Linked DNA regions of Mus musculus: region 1 is linked to region 2. The links are chromatin loops, found by intact Hi-C in ENCODE. Cell type or tissue: left cerebral cortex. All regions are shown on one strand. Links, peaks and the distances in the headings refer to the core of each region. The heading gives the core; the rest is flanking DNA. Region 1 overlaps Lpin2 (lipin 2). Region 2 holds the start of Myl12a (myosin, light chain 12A, regulatory, non-sarcomeric).

Region 1 (5,380 bases), core at 245-5,244, 230 kb before region 2:
GAAATGGTAAGAACCTTTCTGAGTTCCCACGTCTATAAATTCCTACACAATGTGCTATGTTAAAACCAAGCAACCAAGCATCTACCAAATGAGAATTGGTTATGCCCCTTAACATTTCTTACAACAGAACAAACACTATGCAGATTTTGGTGAGAGCCACCATCAGCTATGTGTCAGATTCGGCCACAAACACCCCGGATAGCCAACACTCTTAGTTTGAACACCTTATTTCTGAATGATCTGAGCCTGTATCAATTTTTGATAATAGAATGTTTGATTTTTTTCTTCCATCAAAGTGAAGCAGTAATTCAGCTAAATATGACAGGTGGAGATACATACATACATATACACACACACATATACACATACATACATATATACACATACACATATATACACACATGCATACATACATACACACACACATATACACACATATACACACATACATACATACATACATACATACATACATACATGGGCTCCAAGCTAGCATTCAGAGTGTGTAGTTTCTGGCTCTCACTGGGTAACTGTGTGTCTTTTAGCAACAAGCCCGATCTAAAACAATTGATATAGAGTGAGTGCTTGTGACAAGGGCTGGCCTTCTCAGTCTGCACACCAGTTTAAGGAGGGAAATTACTGAAAGAAAGCACTAATAATTAGTGGACATTTAAAAAGTATTTTTATTTCTATTCATTTTAGGTATATGCATGTTTTGCCTGATATATGGCTGTGTGCCTGGTGCCCACAGAGGCCAGAAGAGGGCGTTGGGTCCCCGGGCACTAGAATCAGTCATGAGCTGCCATGTGGGTCCTCTGGAGACACAGCCATGGTCATAACCACTGATGCATCTATCCCCTAGTAGACAGTTGTTCTTCAACCACACCAAACCTACAAAAGATTTCATTTTGCTTCAGCTAAGCAGAGGTCTGAGAAAACACTTTTTCTCTGTTCTATTTTTATTTCTAAGCAAAAGGTCATTGACGATTTCATTCACTAACATTCTTAGTTAATAATTCAAGACAACACACGAATCTTGTGTAAAAGCACAGCACACATCGTGATATGCTTGGGGAAGACATGTATGGTTTCCTCATGTTGACAATGGGACTGTCACTATGCTCATCAATGGGTTGGAACTCTTTCATTTCCTTCTTACTAAACACTTCCTAACCTCTGTGCCATCTCTCTAGCCCTTACTAAGCACTTCTTAAAATCTTCCTGAGTGTTGACTTGGAAGACCAAAACAAAAGCATGGAAGTTGAAAGTCTCTTTTTTTTGGGGGGGGGGGCAGGGAGGAAATTAGAGAGCAAGAGAAGCCACAATGGGTAAGTCACCATAGTCAAGTCTGGGACAGGTTCTGTCTGACTGGAGAGCAAAACCACAAAGGACTATCACACAGAGACAGCATACCCTCTACCCTGACGGTATGTGAGGTCCAGCAATTACCTTTCTTTTTTGTTGGTGAGTCTTTAGCAGCTGGTTTGGGTTCTGAGGGAGCCTCTGCTGATGGGCTGGGAACAGGGTCTGCATCTAATAACGATGAAATCTGAGGTGCTTCAAGAGGTGATTCGGGAAGCTCAGTAGACGCTGCATCACTCAGTTGCTTACACAGGGCTCTAGGTTTGGGTTTCACTATGGTACAGGTAGTATCTTCAACAGTAGCATCCTTTTCAACTTCTCTTATGAGGCTGTCTTCACTGGGAATTACCCTGAAATGTGTGTTCTCTGATGGTGTAATCGTAGCTGTCCTTGGATGATAGTCATACCGTTCTCTTTTGGTGACCTGCAAAGGTGAATTGTTTAAAAACTAACTTCAAATGCATTTGTTATGGTTAATTTTATATATGGTAATACATTCATTAGCTGTGAAACAGAACACTATTGGCAAAATAACTATTTGGTTCAATGTCATGACATTTATAAGAGTCACATTTGTAACTATTATCATCAGAGTCAAACACTGGAGAAAACTGTATAGACAGTTTTCAGAGTCTAGGACAGAAAATGTCATCTTGAGGGAAAGAGCTTATAGTATACATGAGAACCTCATCATAAAACATGATTCCAGTGTTCCTTACAGCAGTCAAAAAAGCAAGTACATTTCTGTTTTAATAAAACTGAATTCAACAGAAGATCTAAATGATCTCACAAAATGGAAATTTCCGTTGATTACTCTCTCAGTGTGAGCAGCTGAAAAATTTTATGAACTTCCTTCTTCCTGATGTTGGGGACATGCATGACCCAATGTCTTGAGCACGCAAGACAAACCTTTATCAATTGAGCTATGCCCCATCCTACCTTTAGTTATTAAATTTCAGTGTGGAAACTCTAATTTAGGTATCTTAAATTACAAAAGATACTGGATTCCTTCAGTTACAAGTAAACGTATAGTGGAAATATTATGAAATGTTAATTTTTATTTACTTTTTAAAACACTTTTTCTGACCACAAGAGGGCACTGCCATGATAATTCTCTGAGTTTGGTGAGAAATCGCTTCTTTCATTTAATGGAGGAAAATGATCTTTACTAAAATTTAGTCAGACATCCCGTCTTCCCTGTGAGCCCGTACCTTGGTGGACTCTGGGAACCCGCCCCACGTCCACTCCATGTGCGGCTCAGATCTGAGGAGGCTCTCAGATGGCTTCACCTCCAGCTCAGAGTCACTCTTGGGGCACACAGCCTGAGGGTAGGTGCTGCAAACACAAGAACAAAGGGAAGCAGGCTTCAGTCTCACAGGTGAGCCGCAGCCTCACAGAGCAGAGAGGAGCAAGGCCAGCTGTGAGCTGCACATTCCTCCTGAGGGGAGCATCAATTACACATTTTCCTGGAGTTCTTTAATGAAATAAAAATGCCAGCTAGGATTATTAAGGGCTTCCTAGGTCCTCTGTAGACCCACCATGGTATGTATTATTTACTAGTTTCTCAGCAGAAACCAGTGATACAGGTAATTTTGTAAGGCAAAAAACACACAGGAAGGTGGGCTCAACAATCAGTTACCGTGGGACCAGATAGATGGCTCGTAATAAAGAACTCGAGGACCTGGGGTCCCAGCAAGCCCATGGTTGCTCACAGTTGTCTGCTAAGCCTGTAATCACCTGCAATCCTAACGTCCTAGGGAGGAGATCTGACGTCCTCTTCCGTGGCTTCTGTGAGTACACAGACATACATGCAGACAAAACAACCTTACACATAACATATATAAATTTAAAAAATCATTTAAAAATCTAAAGGTTTGATCACAGATGTAACAGTATGGTCACATGTTCTCTCACTGTGGTATGTGACACCAAAGACCTAGAATTTAGTGGTAGCTCAGGCAAATTCTAGGCTGATTATTCAGACTTACAACAGGCAAGCACCATTAGAATAAGATGAAACTTAGGAACAACATGGTTGTTGAAAATCATTTCATACTCATGCTAAATTTTACCTAATGGTTACTCTACTATTACACAAATGGGAAAGTGGTATCACTATCAAATAACGAAAGCCACTGATAAGCGTCCCCTTCCCCTTAGGAAAACAGAAATAAATTTCAAGGATACTCACGTTTCTAATGGGGACCAATCTCCATCAGATAAGGGGTAGTTATCCCCAGAATGGAAGAGTGAAGGCTCCTTGTAGTCCTCTTCCTTTAAGGAAGCATTTGAAGATCCTCTTCCAAAGGGAAAAACAAAGTAAAAAACAGGAATAATATGTAAAAAAAAAGTAAGGCAGGAATGGTATGTGAGCTTTAAACCCTCCCCAGTAAACTGATGCAAACAATATGTTGTCACCACTTCAGCACAGTGCTACTCAGTGGGTGTCATTTATTCATCTTAAGGTTAAAATTCCATTGTAAATAGCATGTAGTCAAAGATCCGGCAGTTTAGTATAACAATTTGTCCAAAGTAAAAAGCTACGGCCTCAGTTCTTGTCTTCAGGGAGTTAATTTGTCATGTGTTCTGTCTACTTCTCAGTCACGAGGAGGTTTCTATGGAAGCATGTGGAAATGGCGGAAACCTCTGAGAAGCACAAAGCACTGTACTGCAGGTTCAGGGCTCCTCTAGAACACTCAGCTCAATAGTGTACTGAGTGTAAGCCTTACAGAGCAGTAGTGCGCCGACAGCGTACTAAACATAACCCAGAGCCATCCCACTCACTCTAGGGCTGAGAGCACGGAAAGAAAGCGCTGTTACTTCTTCAGTACTACTTCCCTTCTAGCACACTTTCTATTACCTCTTTTTCTATTACCTGCCTTCCCACACAGATAAAAATCACTTAAGACATAGGAATGCATGCATCTTCCAAGATCTTTCTGTTAAAATTCTTCCCTCAATGGACTCTCACATACAATCTTACTCAAAAGGAAAAAAGAACATACTCAAGCAGACACTAGGAACCAACCATTATCTAATAAAAATAAATCAAAGGTTAAACTTTCCCTAAAGAAACGAAAAATTGAGGCTGGGGAGACAAGACAGCTCAGTATGTAGGTTGAATGTGGGATGTAGTGGAGGGCATGGCCAGTGGCTGTGTGGGATGTAGTGGAGGGCATGGCCAGTGGCTGTGTGGGATGTAGTGGAGGGCATGGCCAGTGGCTGTGTGGGATGTAGTGGAGGGCATGGCCAGTGGCTGTGTGGGATGTAGTGGAGGGCATGGCCAGTGGCTGTGTGGGATGTAGTGGAGGGCATGGCCAGTGGCTGTGTGGGATGTAGTGGAGGGCATGGCCAGTGGCTGTGTGGGATGTAGTGGAGGGCATGGCCAGTGGCTGTGTGGGATGTAGTGGAGGGCATGGCCAGTGGCTGTGTGGGATGTAGTGGAGGGCATGGCCAGTGGCTGTGGACTGAATACATCCCTGTGTGTCCACTGTGGTCCTCACTAAGCACATTCATGATGAAGGGCAGCTCTGTATCATTTAGACTGTGTCAGCCTCTCTATTAATGCATTTCTCAGAATACACCCCACAGCTGAGCAGCTTATGGCCGCAGCTCAGTCCTCCTGGAGGGTGAGAAGAAAAATTGTCACAGGCCAGACACCACTGAGTTCATAATACATCCTGAACTCACTCCCACAGCTAGCTAATTCTTACTGTCTAGTTTCTGTTAGATGCATAATTAAACAGACTTTTGTTCTAAGGAAATTTCGGGGGAGGGCTCCTCCAAAGGGTGATGTTAACAGCTTACTAGCATCCAAATGAATGAAGAGCAGACCACTTAGCCCTGAATGCTGCCAGAGGCTCAAGCTCACATGTACCATGATGCCTTCTTACCAAGCAAATAGGTGCTGGCAACCATAGCAACAACTATCACGCAGTTGGGACCCCAGCAGTTCTGGTCGTATATCGACATGTACTGACTGACACTATCTGTTTACAGAATTCCTTTAGCGTTGCAG
Region 2 (5,380 bases), core at 106-5,105:
ACAGTGATACACTTCCTCCAACAAGGCCACACCCACTCCAACTAGGTCTTACCTAATAGTGCCACTCACTCCCTGTGCCAATCGCATTCAAACCACCCACAGTAAGCAAGGAGCTGGAGAGGTAGCTTAGCAGTTAAGAGTACTGGCTGTTCTTGCAGAGGTTTTGGCTTCAATTCCCAGCACCCACATATATGGGATCTGATGCCCTCTTCTGGTGTGTAGATGTACATGCAGTTGAATATCCATATACACAAAAGAAATAACTGAAATTGTAAATGATCTCATTTCACCAGAAAGCCTTGTAAGGCGGGCTGGAGGGATATCAGAAAATTAGGCCTCAGGTCAACCCAGGGACTTGCTCTCCGAGTTACACAGCTTGCTAAAGGAAAGATATGGGGCAGAACCCAAACTGTCAAACTTGGAGTAAAAAGGACTCACCTGCTGTTTCATGAAGAGTTCTGTTAGGTTACAAAAGAACAGGCTCGTAGATGTCAGAGGCCTTCAGAAGTGGGTGTAGTCATTAGAACTTCATATCAGACATTACACTATGCAGACTTCCTTTTCCACCTTGATTTGATATGTCCATGGTTATCTATGGCAATGAATACAGGGTGAACAGAAACCAATTTCATATGAGCTGGGTTCTTTGCCCCTCCAGAGGACCTGACACACTTCTCTCTCCTCTTTCCTCTATCAACTCCTAGAATCGGCACAATTGCCCTCTGGGACATCTTCCACTAGTCCCCAGGTAGGTTTATTTGCTCTTCTGTAACTTATTCATATTTGTTTCCTTGTAGATCTCCGCCCTTTCTCTTCCATCCCACAACCCAGTCCCGAGGTAGCAACTGTTCATTTTAAAACAGGCAAGCCAGAGCCTTCCCCCTCCTCCCACAGCACTTACCAGTCTAAACCTATTGATTCATTTGGCAAGGACATATCAGGCAGCTCCTAGAGAAGCAACAAGGTCCCGTTTTCCAGCTGAGGTGGGACGGATAATGCCCATCCTGAAAAGGGGTTTTGGTGTTCTCCTTCTGGACAGGGAGCTGAGGAAGGCCTAAGCTTTCCAGGGTGACAGGCCACCTCCTCGTAGAGGCATTAGGGCATTGCTGCACTGCCTCAGAATCCACGGTCTCTGACTGCTCAGACCTCTGAGTTTGTACTGTCATAGCCAGCCACCAGCTGTGTCCCCAGTCTTCCTTAAAAGTCATGTTGGGCCCCTTAAAGTCCCTGAAGATGAAGAACACACTCTTAAAGACCTTGGTGTAGGGAGCTGGAGATGAAGTACCCAGTTATTTGTATTTGTACAAGTATCAAAGGGAGAAAAATTTTGTTTCTGACATCTGTAGGATTAGGACATTTTCCCCCTCAGCGGCTCTGCTTTTGAGTTAACTTCAAACCATATCACTGATTAATGGGAGGAATGTTTCTTGAAGAAAACATCCAGTCTTGGGGATACGAATCCCGCCAGGCTCGTAATAATCTCTCTTCCTTTAAATAAGAACTATTGTTAGCAGCTGCTCCACGCAAGGAGACCCGGCGGGTAAATTGGTCCAGCACTTTATTCCAATTACATCATTCACCCTCGAGCGACATAGGTGGAGCAAGCAGGAGTCACCATCAGGGTAAAGGGGGACTCTTGTAGAAAGTTCCAGAGAACGTTTGGGAAGAGGGCAATCGATATTGAATTCATGAACTCTTAAGTGGACCAAAGAGACAGCGCGGCGGCGGCCCTGAAACTTCAGTGTTTCCTCCCGCGTGGGAAGCGTGAAGAACTCCATAAAAAACTCCCACGCTGCCCAGACCCAGAGGCGCTGACCTAGACAGTGAGTCACCCTAGCTTCCTGCGCAGGCGCGCTCCAGCTGCGGGGCGAGGGGAGGCCCCGGGCTCTGGGGGGCGGGGCCAGGGCCAGTCACGTGACGTCCGCGGCCCGGCTCCTCAATTGCCCTAAAAGGACTTAGACGGGGGTCCCCGCCTCTCGCCGCGCTCTGGAATGCGGGCAGAGGGAGAGCTCCGGGCCAGGCGCAACCATCTGCTGACAGGGGGGAGGGCGCAGAATCACAATTCTAAAAGAGACGGGAGAAAGAGGAAGAGCCGGTGATTAGACCGAGAGACCCTCCACAGGATTCTTTAAGCCCTACTCCGCGTCCCGGACTCCCCGTCGGCGCCCCACGCCTGCCATCCGCTCTGTCACCTTCCCCGAGGCGCCCCCTCCCGTCCGGGCTGGCGCACCGAGGCGAAGGAGCATGGCCGCTAGGCTTCCTTCCGGTTCGCGAGCGGAGGCCGGAAGTGGCCGTACTGCGGAGTCTGGAAAGTTAGAAAGTCTGGGAGGGCGGCAGCGGCGGAGCTTCGCGGAGACGCTCACTCTCGGTTCTCGCGGCTGAGCAGGGTGAGTGGTGCTGGCCGCGGCGCGGGGCGGGGGCGGCTCGGTCCGGCCCGGGAAGGTGTCCCCGCGGGGCGGCGGGGACCGGCGGGAGCCGCGGCTCGGGGAGCGTACCTGGGCATGTGTGCGCGAGCCGGGGGAGAGCTGGAGCGAGCTGGGGGCGGCCGGGGCGCAGACCCCGCTCTGCTTCCCACACTAGGAACTTGGGAAATGTTGCTTAGCTCGCCGGCGCCGCGCGCCTTGGATCCTTGCCTCCCCGCGAAACCAGAGAGCCCCAGAGAGCTGACTCCGGAGCTCTGTTGAGTTGCTAACGTAAACTTGCCGGGATCGAGGAGGGAGTGTGCGGATAAAACCGTAAGATAGCACCGCCACCCTCGGCAACTGTCGTCGCAGCTGCGCGGCTATGTGTAGTAGCAAGACCCTGTTCAGATATACAACTCTAGTGTGCGCCCCTCTAAGTAAAACTTTTTTAAAGCGGTATTTGAACAGAGAGGAGATTTAGAGCTTCTTTTGCCTGTCGAGGGGGCTAAGTCGACTCTACAGAGGAGTGTTATTAAGAGTCTTTCAGTAGGCGTATAAACTATATTATAGATCTTTAGAGATCTTTTAAGATTTTAACATCTGAAGTGCAGACGTTGTATCAAAAGGTGACGAAAGCGAATCTTCACTAAAATTGCTGATATTTTCTTTTTTTTCTGGATGGCCTTTGATGAGGATTAATTAGAAAGGTATTTTGTCTTCAAAAGTGAGGTGTAGTTGACAAGTCGATCCTGGCGACTAATGACTTTTAAAAGGTGCTCAAAACTTTTTTTGGGTGTGGCTGTGGGAAGATCCAAGCTGACTGTCAACCGGAAGTGTGCCTAAGAAATAAAGACTTGGTTTTCCTTGAAACTGAAATACCAACTTTTAAAAACTGAGTCTATCCCCTCCCCCACATCTCATCTAGTAAGAAATGCACTGATTAAATAATAGAGATTTGATCTGGACTTCGAAGCAGGCCAAATACCTGAGGTTTTGAAATGGGAGTATTTGGAAGGATATATTTACTAGTTTTAAGAGAGCTTTTTTATTAAAAGGTATTAACTAAGTATGCTTAGTTTAGATGTTCTGTTAAGAATTTCTATCTTTTACATCTATTACAAGTTTAGGCACGTGAGATTCTATTTAATTTAGGCAATCTCATGTATATCTTTGTATGGCTTAGTCCTACTTAAGAAGTTTCATAGTCTGCTCTTTTGTTGTTGTTGTTAATTTGTTTGTTAGTTTGGGTAGGGTCTCCTTTTAGTCCATGCTGGCCTGGAACTTAAGATGGTCTTCCTACTTCCAGGGCTAGGATTATAAATCCAGTTACCAGCCATCACACCAGCTTTAGCGTTTTCAAAACTTAAGTACCAACGTTTCTATAAAGTCTACATTTCTAAAGATTCTGTAAAATCTGGTTGCCCTTGGCATGTGGAGAAAGCCTCTCCAGGACTGTCTTCACAGTCTGATGTCTTCCTTAAGCATGAGGCTGTCGCTTATTCTTGGGGGGGGGGGGGGTAGCTCAGTGGCAGAGTGCATACCTAGCATACATGAGGCAGAACTGCAAACAACCCACACCATACACCATGCATGGCTACAGCACTGTCTTGGTTTAAAACAAGGTTATACTCATTGCCATCTGTGAATAGAAACTACCTTGACCACCCTTGCCCTCCCTTCTCTGTTGATGATCTGAAACTTTCTGCTGTTTTCTAGAAGGCCAGCCAGCCAGTCTCATACCAAAGATCTTTCACAAAGCCTTCAAAGTGAGGTTCTCAGGTGATCCTGCCGTAAACCCTAACAAATATTTGCAGTTTTATTCTGCTCTTTTTAAACTAACTTGAGGATTATTTTACAGCTTCACATTTTTAGAACTACAGCAAAGAGACCAGCGCCACTCTCAAAGATTCCCTCTGACGTCACCGTGCTCCTTTACCTGAGCTTGGACAGAGAGATTAGAGTTTCTCTTGCCTGTCGAGGGGGCTCAGTCGACTCTACAGAGGAGTGTTATTAAGAGTCTTTCAGTAGGCGTATAAAATATATTAGAGATCTTTAGAGATCTTTTAAGATTTTAACATCTGAAGTGCAAAAGTTGTATCCAAAGGTACGAAAGCGAATCTCCACTAAAATTTTGGATATTTTCTTTTCTCTCGCGTTTGTAGGTTGGTGTTGTTTGGGTAGGTGGGTATTTGGCTGTGTCATGGCTGTGAAGCTCCAGGTTTCTGTGTGGGAGACAGACCTGTGAGTCAATGTCATCTTGAAAGAGTTGCGGCCCAGCATCATACATATTACCAGATTTGGACAGAATTGGCTTCTTTGTTTGTTTGTTTGTTTTTTGTTTTTTGTTTTTGTTTTTTTCAAGACAGGGTTTCTGTGTGTAGCCCTGGCTGTCCTGGAACTCACTTTGTAGACCAGGCTGGCCTCGAACTCAGAAATCCACCTCCCTCTGCCTCCCAAGTGCTGGGACAGAATTAGCTTCTTGAAGTACGACAAACATCTGATCTTGATTCTACAAACAGTGATAATGTCACTTCCAAGTGATAGTGACTGGATTTGCAGTCTCCTCTCTGAGCCTTAGAAAGAAGGGAACCATTCTGAACTCTTAAGTGTTTAATGATCACGTCTCACTGTGCATCCACAGCTGCCTCCCAGTGTTGGGGTTAAAGCATTCACCACCCGCATCACATTTTCATTACCTTTATGCCTTGTTTTAACTTGAGAGTCACTGCTCTGGAATGGGAAGTATGTAGCTCATTGCCCAAGTCGGACCAATCATTGTACTGCATTCCTTTCCTGCTGTGTGGATAGGTTACATACGAGCTTTAACACTTTTAAACTTAAGTTAATATAATTAGCCGGTCCTAATACAATTGAATTAAGTATGGGATAAGCTAACACTCTGTGTGAAGCTGTTGCTAATGCTGAATAAAACCTCTTTTCCGCTGCTTATAATGTGTTTACTAATTTTTAAATGCATG

Evidence for each region. A loop is a pair of places that touch in the nucleus more often than their neighbours do. Peaks named below come from ENCODE experiments on the same cell type or tissue, not always from the same donor. Only the 100,000 strongest peaks of a DNase experiment are listed, where the experiment ranks them.
Region 1: it touches region 2 in a loop (2.5-fold over the local background); 1 of 42 quality-filtered maps calls a loop at or near these places.

Annotation. Positions count from the first base shown.
Region 1 is chr17:71,227,589-71,232,968 of GRCm38, reverse strand. It overlaps Lpin2 (lipin 2), which reads right to left. Exons shown (of 20, transcript NM_001357791.1): 5 at 3,554-3,661; 6 at 2,574-2,697; 7 at 1,450-1,786. Among named protein-coding and RNA genes, the nearest start is that of Lpin2, 47 kb to the right of the region's middle. In left cerebral cortex, for the core only: a CTCF peak has its summit at 2,459 (motif pointing right); a DNase peak (open chromatin) is centred at 4,107.
Region 2 is chr17:70,999,115-71,004,494 of GRCm38, reverse strand. It overlaps Myl12a (myosin, light chain 12A, regulatory, non-sarcomeric), which reads left to right and starts at 1,962. Exons shown (of 4, transcript NM_026064.2): 1 at 1,962-2,387. It also overlaps a transcript of Myom1 not described here. In left cerebral cortex, for the core only: CTCF peaks have their summits at 208 (motif pointing left), 1,037 and 2,210; DNase peaks (open chromatin) are centred at 972, 1,894, 2,227 and 2,628; H3K4me3 peaks cover 2,385 bases; H3K27ac peaks cover 1,939 bases.